Linked DNA regions of Homo sapiens: region 1 is linked to region 2. The links are chromatin loops, found by intact Hi-C in ENCODE. Cell type or tissue: mammary epithelial cell. All regions are shown on one strand. Each heading gives the region's core, and the rest is flanking DNA. Links, peaks and the distances in the headings are about the cores only.

Evidence for each region. Peaks named below come from ENCODE experiments on the same cell type or tissue, not always from the same donor. Only the 100,000 strongest peaks of a DNase experiment are listed, where the experiment ranks them.
Region 1: a loop joins it to region 2, with 11 times the contacts of the local background. A loop is called at or near these places in 35 of 110 quality-filtered maps.

Annotation. Positions count from the first base shown.
Region 1 is chr15:71,100,276-71,106,340 of GRCh38, reverse strand. It overlaps a transcript of THSD4 not described here. Among named protein-coding and RNA genes, the nearest start is that of THSD4, 12 kb to the left of the region's middle. RefSeq lists enhancers at 2,668-2,777, 2,918-2,967, 3,138-3,207. In mammary epithelial cell, for the core only: a CTCF peak has its summit at 3,025 (motif pointing right); a DNase peak (open chromatin) is centred at 3,100; H3K27ac peaks cover 1,437 bases.
Region 2 is chr15:71,008,674-71,013,673 of GRCh38, reverse strand. LRRC49 (leucine rich repeat containing 49) reads right to left here. Exons shown (of 16, transcript NM_017691.5): 13 at 3,682-3,867; 14 at 761-870. Among named protein-coding and RNA genes, the nearest start is that of THSD4, 100 kb to the left of the region's middle. In mammary epithelial cell, for the core only: a CTCF peak has its summit at 1,983 (motif pointing left); a DNase peak (open chromatin) is centred at 1,943; H3K27ac peaks cover 1,288 bases.

The DNA.
Region 1 (6,065 bases), core at 421-5,420, 92 kb before region 2:
GGGAGTGGAGAATACTCAGGAATGGTGGGGAGGCACAGTAGTGGGAGTGGTCTTGAAGAGCAGCTGTGTAGAACTGAGGCCTGCGTCACAGTGGGAAGTCCTTGCAATTTGAAGGTTAAGCACACTGTGCACGAGATCCCTGGCCCTCTTCTCTCACCATGATACACACCCTGTCCTCCCATAATAATTTTCTCCTGTAGACCTTCCACAATAATTTATTCCAAGTCATTCTTTATGCCACCTAAGTCTGGCCTTTGACCCTCACCTCCAGGCTCCCATTTCCCGGATATTTTGGCAGGTGCTTCAAGTGCAATGTGTTATGGATAGAACATATCACTTCCTGTCCCACCCCCCAAACCCTCTTTCCTATTCCATACTCCATATCTGGATGAGGAGCTATCATCTTCCCAATCATTCAAGCTCAACATCTCAAGAGGGCTCATGGCCCTGGAATGCTCTTTTTTTCTCTATTAATATAAGAGGGGAAAATGCAAGCCAGAAAAACAATTGAAGGCATTGTGCAGGCCAGGTGAGGTTGTGGTTCAATCTTGGTGTGAATTTGTTCCTTTGAGAATTCGTCTTTGGGTGGAATGCCTCTAATTGTGGACTCAGAAAATAGGATGAAATGTAGAGGAAAAGAAAATAGGATAGTGTAGTGTGATAAGAAGTATATTTGGTCTTTGTCCGTGGTCCTGGCACAGAGAATCTAAAACCCTTGGAATTTCCTCAGTCATGAGGTGTCCTTTCTTATTCTTAAGGAGCCTCTTTGGAGCACACCTGAGTTTATGCTAATGAGGTAATTTAGGGTAGGACCCCAGATAGCCTCAGGATGGGACTCAACACCAGAAAAACTAAGGGATTAGAAGGTTGAAACTTTCAGCCCTACCCACTGACCTCCAGGAATGGGATGGGAGGAAATTAAATTCTATGAAAACTCTGGGAGAGAGGGGTACCCCAATTCTACAGGGACAAAAGCTCCTATGCTTTGGACCCTTCTAGACCTCACCTAAGTCTTCATCTGTATCCTTTATAATAAACGAGTAAATGGCCTGAGTTCTGTGAGCTATCCCAGCAAAGTATTGCTGAGAAGGTGGGTAGGGGAAACCCCAATTTGCAGCTGGTTGGTCAAAAGTACTAGAGACCTGGCCTGGTGATTGACATCTGAAGTAGAGGCTGAAAACTAAAAATAAAATCCTAAGCCCCTCAACAGCTGAACAGACCCCCTCTTGGCTAAGGGGACCCTAGAAAATCCTTAAAAATGGAATTCCCAGCATGACACAAAGGGAGGTGATATATCCCCACCCTTTTGGAGTTTAGGCACAACTGACCACCATTAATATTAAAATACAGACCATAAGACTAACAAAACAGACTCCTTGTGACAATAAGATATCAAATTATAAAGAGGACATAAGGCCGTGCCGGACAAGGGCTAAGTCACTCAGCCCTACGGGTCACTCTGACCTCGAATATTGGTTCACATACTTCCTTATCTTAACTTAAAACTTTCTTTTCTGTTGACTCCAAATTTTTACACAAAGCTCTACTCCTTTAACCAATTGCAAATTAAAGAATCTCTGAATCCGCCTATAACCTGTAAACTCCCACTTCAAGATATCACACCTTTTCGGGCCGAACCAGTGTATACCTTCCATGTGTGAATTTATGTCTTTGCCTATAACTCCTGCCTCCCTAAAATTTATACAACCAAACTGTAATCTGACTGCCACAGACACACTTTCTCAGGACCTATTGAGACTGTGTTCTCTAGGCCATGGTCACTCATATTGGCTCAGAAGAAACCTCTTTAAAATATTTTCAGAGTTTGGTTTTTCCATTAACAGGGCAATCTTGTGAGACTGAGAACTAACCCTGTGGGATCTGATGCTTAGCTCCAGGTAGACAGTGTCAAAATCGAATTAAATCGTAGGGCATGCAGCTGATGGGAGCAGAATTGGAGAACTTCTTGGGATGGAGAAAAAGCCCCACACATTTGCTGTCAGAAGTATTGTGTGAGCGAAGAGAAACAGTCTGTTTTCTCCAGATGGATTGCCTAATTCTTTCCGGCCATATAATAAAGAGTTATTGCTGGTCAATAAGTTTTGTTTTTTATGAAACTTTGCAGGGGCCGGGGGTGGGGGAGACAATAAATGCCATACATATAAACAAAGATATCATTTCCCACATAGCAAATGATTGATGATTTAAAAAGCAAAAAGAGAGCCTTATTCCAGAAAAGATGGAATAAGTAAGGACACACTAAATGTAACTATAAATCCTGGACAGAATGGATGGAGGAGCTATCTGAGAGTTCTGAAACATAAATCATAGCAGGTGGCTTTGGGAAGAAGACCAGAATTCAAAGTCCCACTAAATCAGTAGTGAATTTTTTTCCCTCCCAGTATCAGCCAGCCTAGACTAAAAGGCAGCCATAAAGCTGGAAGTGTGCACCAGAGGAAGACAGAAAGAGCTGCAAGAGAAGTCCTCTCTAAAACACAAGAAAGGAGATTCTGAAGAGTCAGAGAGAGAGTGGGGTGCAGGGGAACTCCTGGTGTTTTTTTTTTTCCTTCTTTCCAGCCTCAGCCCACAGGCAATATTGTAGCAGCAGTGGTGGTGGCAGAGGCTGAGGGGGTGGGAGTGGAGCTAGGCAGTCATCTAAGATTCCAAGAGAGGGGAATTATTCTGTTTGACTGGAGGAGCAGTGTTCACAAGAGTGTGTGGCAAATCTTTCTTCCTTTTTTTTTCACCTTTCTCCTCCTGCCACTTGACTCCAAACACAGAAACAGTCATGGTAAGTGTGGCAGAGCAGAGAAACTGAAGCCCAAGCTTGCTCACTGGAGGGCTGAAAAGGGAGGCCCCAAGGAGCCAGAGGGTGTTGGGGAGATCACGGAGAGTAGGGAGCTTAAGTCAGAAATCCCACAAACTTATGTTTTAGCTCCTGGGCTCACCTCCAGGCTACACATGTATGGATCTGATCCTAAACACCATACCACATGTTTGGAGAACTGAAACTGCAAGGTAGACCCCAGTCCAGGCCCATGATTGGCCACTGGGTGGCACACACACAGGACTGATCTGAATAGCACTGCACTCTGAAATCAGAAATGATATTGAAACCACAGCCCAAGAGGCAGGTTTGGACTCGCAAAAATAATATAATCTGTTTCATTTCCTGCTTCAAAAAAAAAAAAAAGCCTTCTTTTTAGGATTTAAGTCAGACCTGGGGTCCTGTAATATTCAAAATGTCTAGGATATAATCCCAAATTACTCAGCATATGAAGAACCATGAAAGTCTCAACTGACAAGGAACGAGACAATCAACAGACACTAACCCTGAGAAGATACAGATGTTAGAATTACCAAACATTTTTTAAAGCAGCAATTATAACCATGTTCCATAAAGTAAGGGAAAGTGCTCCTGAAACAAATGGAAATACCGAAATTCTCAGGGGGGAAAAAAGAAGATATAAAAACAGGCCTAGTGGAGTGGCTCACACCTGTAATCCCAGCACTTTGGGAGGCCAAGGCAAGTGGATCACCTGAGATCAGGAGTTCGAGATCAGCCTTGGCAACATAGTGAAACCCTGTTTCCACTAAAAATACAAAAAATTAGCTGGGCATGGTGGCAGGCATCTGTAATCCCAGCTATTCAGGAGGCTGAGGCAGAAGAATCTCTTAAATCCGGGAGGTGGAGGTTGCAGTGAGCCAAGATCACACCATTGTACTCCAGCCTGGGCAACAAAAGCAAAACTGTCTCAAAATTTAAAAAAAAGGAAGATATAAAAACAAACCAAATGGAAATATTAGAACAGAAAAAGAGAAGGACACTAACTTAAATTTCAGATTAACTGGATGAAAAATTAACTTAAAGATAGATCAATAGAAATTATCTAATCTGAACAACAAAGGAAAGAAAATTGAAAAAGAAACCCAGCAGAACCTTAGGGGCCTGTGGGAAAAAATACCAAAAAGTTTAATATTTGTGTCATTACACTCCTAGAAGGAAAAGAAAAAGGATGTTGAATGGGAAAAAAATATTTTAAGAAATAATGGTGGAAAAACATCACATTTCACAAAAGACATGAACATGGAAATTGAAGAAACTCAGTGAATCCCAAACAGGATAAAATCAAAGACATCCACACATTATAATCAAACTTATGAAAACTATTAAAATAAAGAAAATATCCTGAAAGCAATCAAAGATAAATGACTCATTTCAGGTAGAGAAACAATTATTTAAATGACTGTGCATTTCTCATCAGAAACCATGGAAGCTGGAGGGAAGTAGAATAACATTTTTAACATACAGAAAGAAAAGAATTATCGGCCCTCCACAGTGGCTCATGCCTGTAATCCCAGCACTTTGGGCGGCCAAGGGGGCGGATCACCTGAGCTCAGGAGTTCAAGACCACCCTGGGCAACATGGTGAAACCCCGTCTCTACGAAAATACAAAAAATTAGCCAGTCGTGGTGGCATGCACCCGTAGTCCCAGCTACTCAGGAGGCTGAGGCACGAGAATCGCTTGAGCCTGGGAGATGGAGGTTGCAGTGAGCTGAGATCATGCCACTGCACTCTAGTCTGGGCTACAGAGTGAGACTCTGTCTCAAAAAAAAAAAATAAAAAAGAAAAGAAAACTACCAATCCAGAATCTTATATCCAGTGGAAATATCGTTCATGAATGACAATGAAATAAGGACATTCTCAGATAAAGTAAGAAAATTCCTTGATACCAGACTTGTTCCATAAGAAATGCTAAGGAGAATTCTTCAGACTACAAGGAAATTAAATCGAGGGAAACTTTAACAATAGTAATGAAATAAGAGCAACTGAAATGGTAGATACCTGGAAAAATATAATAGATTTTAAGTTCTTTGAAATATGTGAAAGCACAAATTGTAACATTGACTGATGGAATTTTCAATGTATGTAGTCATCATAATACATAATACTATGATGACTACGTAAACAGGGGATGCCAAAGGTACCTATATGGTGAGAAGATCTAATATTTATATCATTTATGTGTTTATACCATTTAAATTTAATGCAAGAATTGAGTACTCCTCTTGAAATTATAAAATATAATAGTAATATAATAGCAGACCATATACTGTAATCTCTAGAACAGCTACTAAAATTTTTTTCCCAGAGATATAGTAAAAATATCAATAGAAAATTAAAATAGAAGACAAAGATATTCAAATATTTCAGAAGAAAGTAGGAAAGGGAAAATGAAAATCAGAAGAAACAAACATAAAATATGTGATAAAATGGTGATCTAAGTACAAACATATCAATTTTATTTTATTTTATTTTATTTTTTATTTTACTTTTTATTTTTATTTATTTTTTTGTGTGACAGCGTCTCACTGTGTCACCCAGGATGAAGGGCAGTGGTGTGATCATGGCTCACTGCAACCTTAACCTCCCAGGCTCCGGTGATTCTCCAACCTCAGCCTCCAGAGTAGCTGAGACCACAGGTGTGCAGGCCACCATGCCTGGCTATTTTTGTATTTTTTTGTAGAGACAGGGTTTTGCCATGTGGCCCAGGCTGGTCTCAAACTCCTGGGCTCAAGTGATCCATCTACCTTAGCCTCCCAAAGTGCTGGAATTACAGTCATGAGCCACTGCACCCAGCCCTCAATTCTTACATTAAATTTAAATGGTATAAACACATAAATGATATAAATATTAGATATCTGTTTCTATGTAACAAATTATCACAAACTTAGCTCAAAAGAACATATGTTTATTATCTCAGTTTCTGTGGGTCAGGAATGCAGGCATGGCTAAACTAGGTCCTCTGCCCCAGGGTCTTTCATGTACCTACAACCAAGGTGTTGGCCAGGGCTGAGGTCACATTTGAAGGCTTTACTGGGGAAAAATCTGATTCTAAGCTTGCAAGCACAGTTGTTCAGACAATTTCATTTCTTTTGGGCTGTTGGATTGAAGGCCTCAGTTTCTTGCCATGTGAGCCTCCCCAACATGGCAACTTACTTCATCAAAGCCAGGAAGAGAGTGAGTCTATGGAGAAAAACTGCTAGCAAGACAGAAGTTACAA
Region 2 (5,000 bases), core at 1-5,000:
GACTGGTCAACCATCCTTGACTATTTCTTCATCCATGCTCCACCTCGTCAGTTAGTGTGTTCTGTCAGGTTTCCTCTTCTCCATCTTGCTGCCCTGGCTCAGGCCCTCATAATCTCTCCTGGCCTACAGAGTAACCATTTGATTGGTCTTCATTACTTCAAGCTCTGCCTGCTCAAATGGCAGCCTTTCTACAATGTAAATCCAATTATATGATTGCTTGTGCTTCATTACAAAACACAAGTTTTCATTTTTGCTTGGCATGGATTGGAAAGCTCTTCAAAGTCAGACCACAATCAGTCTTTCTAGCTTCATTTCCTATCATTTATTCATAATCATCCCATGTTCCAATTATACTGAGCTATTTACAATTACTTGTGCTTTTGCAGATATCTTTTCCCCATATCCTCTACCTGAAAACTCCTACTCATTCCCAAAGAACTAGATAAAATGTTTTCTCCTTTGTGAAGCCTTCCCCAGTGTTATTCCAAAATATGGTTAGTCCCTCCTACAGCCCTCCCTTATAGCACCTGAAACATTACGTTTTAATTGTATGTGTATATCTTTAACTTATTAGACTATAAGCCATACGAGAATAAGGACTTCATCTTATTTATCTTAAGATCCCCAACACTTTCAATAGGCCAGTCTAGGATACATGTTTATGGAACACATAATTAGCATAGTTAGGAGGTATGTGGAATTTATTTCTTTTTCTAGTGTAACAGTAATTCTATAAAAAACTACAAAAATTAAAGGTTACCTGGCATCACCCAGAATGGAAATCAGACGATACTGGGGTAACTCAGAAGATGCTACATGTGCTAGGATTCCAAAGAGCCTTTCAGCCATTATCATATCATTCTGTGTCACCTGAAGAGACACAATAGAAAGGGGTAAAAAAATGACACCAACTCTTAGCTGAATAAAACTGATATAATCCCAAAGAGAGATCCAAATTAAATATTATCTTTTAAGCCCACAAAAGCACATTCTCCTGTGCTGTGGAAAGAAGAGTTTTCATTGATATTTTTCTTTCTTGAGTTAAAATGAAGACGTATAATTGTGGTTCATGATGATGGAAGCTGATTGGAGGTGATGAGTCAGCTCTGATTTAGAAGCTGTCTTTCCTGAGAATTACACTTGAGGTACCTTCAATTTTTAGTATTTTTTTTTTTCAGAAATCCTATAGCTTCTTGGATTAGAATGATTTAGAGGAAAAAATTCCCAAGTATCAATGGGATAGATTCATTTTAATAATGTGTCAAAGGTAAGCCAAGGTGTTGGTCATACCTTGCTCCTATAGGGATAATTTTGTCCCTTCCTGAGAGATGGAACTTTCACTGAATTAGCAAGGATGCTCCTGTTCATTCTATCAGTCTTTCTCCCCAAAAAGAATAACTTGTCACAAGTATACCCTATGAGGACCCATTCTTACATTAACCAAGAAAGTACTAAAAGCTGAAAGCAGTACCTGTATTACTATCTGGGGATATTTTCTTTAATATAAAATAGGGTTGCTTACATTTTAAATACTGTTTTTTTGTCTATATATAATTCAATGATCCCAGCCAAGAGCCATTTTGCCCCCTACAGAACAACTGGCAATGTCTGGAGACATGTTTAGTTATTTCTGGACATTACGGGCATCTAGTGGGTAGAGACCAGGGTTGCTGTTAAACATGTCACAATGCAGAGGACAGCCCCCACAACAAAGAATTATCTGGCTCAAAATGTCAACAGAGCCAAGGTTTAGAAACCCTGGTATAATTAAATTTTGGATCTTTTGAAAATTTGTTCCTGACACTATCTGTAATACTCTTCACAGGCATTTTCTTTAAAACAAACCAATAATTCACAAACATACCTATGAATCAGTGCAGGCTAACTCTCTTCCCTTCCCTGGATCTTCACAGTTAAGGAGACTTCAAATTCTTCCTTAGCTAATAACTAAGTAGTGTTTGGTCCAATATAGTCACCTAGTGGCCAATGCAGGCCACTACTCCATGTTTTCTTGATGCTATTAATTCAATTTAATTCTACCTCAAGCAATATCATTCTTTTTTATACACAGAGAAGTAAAAATGCAGTGTAACATTACTATCTAAGGTCAAGGACCTAACAAACAGGAATATATTTTAGGTATTTTAATAAAGTGTCAAATATCCCTGGCATTGAGATTTTCAGAAATTTAAATCAGAATAAATTATATTGGTTCTTTCTAATTCTTTCTAATTCTTCTCCACTTTATATAACTACACTATTCCTTCCTGATTCAAAGTTTGATAATAATGGGTATTATTCTAGTAATAATCCATATCTGGGTAAATACACCATTTAGGGTTAACTGAGGTAACGGTGTGTTACCTCAATTAAGGGAGACTCAGTCACCCACAGTAAAAATAACCATTCTATTTCCAGTCTGGGCTAACTTTGAAAACCTTTAGGACTAATTATTAGGTCCTTCCAGGGACTCACAACCTCACCTCGGGGGAAGTACCAAATAGTATACATGAGTACACAAGACTGAGCCAACCCTCTTGAGAACTAGCTGGAGAAATTAAAAGTCATCTGAAGATTCAGATTTACCCAACATCTTCAGCAGATGGCTGATTCTGAGGTTACAGAAATACCATGGTTGATGCAAATTTCATATAGCTGCTTGTACATTGATCCAGAGATGTACAGTCTCCTCATAGTATGCTGAATTTTTGGAGTTAAGTATCTACCTGTACTGTATCAGCTGCAGGGAAACACAGTTACTGTGCCAGAAAGTTGATTACAGTTAATCTTACAATAAAGAGGTCTTCTGAATTTCAAGAGATATTGTAATAAGACTAACAACATATTAAAGATGTTTTTTTTTTCCTCTGGAGGAGTGTTTAAATTTAGTAGAGGTGGAAGCATAGCTTCTCTCTTTCCTTCCAAATTAATATTTTAAAAGAACATGGCTTTTGAGTAGCTGGGGGATTACCTTGTGACAAGCTTAGCAGAATCAATCTAAAAATAACTTTTCACTAATAATTTTCCAGCTATTCAGCTCCAGACCTGAGTTACCCAATGTAGTCATGGCACAGTGGTTGCTACCAGCTATTAACAAAGCTTTCCAGACATTTACTTATACTTATTTTATTTTCTTTTTCTCTTATTTTCACTTTCTCTTATTTTATCTTTCTTCCTGGCTTATTTCTCCTTTTCATCTCTTCTTTTTGTAAGTCATCTTCTTCCTCCCCTTTTTTTTCCATTTTATTCTTCCCTTTCTCTACCACAATACCCTTATTAGTTGACATTTAGGTTTTACTTCCTTATCCCCTCTTGCATAGCAGGCAGTCTGCAAAGTACTTTGAGAAATACAAAGATCACATTACTTATAAAAGAGTTATTTTTTATTTTTATTTTTAACTGTCACCCCACCATTTTATTTCACTGAATGCTTACAAACAACAGTATAAGTATTTGCCATTTACTATAACCTGGTTACTATTTTATTTTTACAATTTATTTAGTTCTTTGGAAGTTTTAAAATAGATTCTTAGCCTTTTGACATTTTAAATGTCAATTTAAAAAAAACCATTATATCTCAAATGTTCTATCATGGTTACTTAAATTCCTAAACATTTAAAGTAACTATTTTCACTAAGAAGGAATATTTTTATTCTATAGTTCATCTAGTTTTTAGCTTACCTCTGTTCCATTTATTTTCTGCATACTGAAATGGCTTAGCCTAAACAGTACATAGTATTTCCAGAGTGTAAAATTGACAACTGGATTTCCTTGAGGATCAATTGTCAACTGGTCAATACGACGGAGTTGGGCTAGTGCGTTAAATTGCTGCAGCATTACAAGATTTGTTTCCTTGAATTTAAGGTGCTGCAATGATAAAACACAAATACAGATCAGAACATTGATTTTAACCATATTGAAATATTAACATTAAAGCTTCACTAATCATTCCCCAGGTAAATATGTAAACTTTAGGCTTAGCAAATATGTTTTCAATTACATTAAATCAACTGAATGTACTAAACTTACATAACTTTAATTCATCCAATGCACCATTGATGGAATCCATCCAATATTGAATTCTGGGTGACTCCTTCTACAAATGACAGTCTCACTTATAAACCAACATTCTTTAAAGATACATAAATATCAAATAATGCAGATTCTTTCAGGAATTATTGATTTTATATGCTTTACATTGACATTAAATAAATTTTTTTAAAAAGACTGGAAATGAAAATTTCAGAACTTTATAAATACAGGCCCCCACAATTTTCCTGAGAAGAACTAGTTAGTTATTATTACTTGTATCTTGCCAAACACTACGTAGGATAGTTATACTGGCTATAGAAAAATCAAATCACTAAAACTGCAATGTTAACGCAAGCATTCTGTCTGTGAATCTAGATGCTCTTTTCTAAACATACTGTCTTCACCTCTAACTATCTTTTTTAGGGAGAATGAAGTGAAAATAAAAACAAAAACCCACCAAAAAGGCAGGTGAGGGAAGTCTCTTGGCTGACAGAGAAAAACACAACAATAATAGAAACTCAAGAGAGAACTCATTACAGAAATCACAGTTTCTACAAATGCATACTAAATAATACAATGACACCATAATTGAGGAAGGCTAATTTCTCAAAGTAATTTTAATGAGCTATTAAAATTATTTTCAACATTGTTAGGGGACAACTGTAAAAATTATACAGTAAATATACATTTCACCATTACCAGGTACCATAGGTGAATACATAAGGCTATGTGGTAAGGTGAATCACTTATAAAGTAGAAATATATAACTTGAATAAAATTATATCAGTCTTTTTCTACTCCACAAAGGATCATTTTTTTTGAGATAGAATTTCAAATGTTAACATAAAACTTCAAGGCCATTTATGAATACTAATTTAAATCCTAGCTCAAGAAAATCAACACAAAACTTAAATCTTCCTGCCAGATAGAAACTACATAAATACAAGTTAAAACAGGTCTTTGGCCTG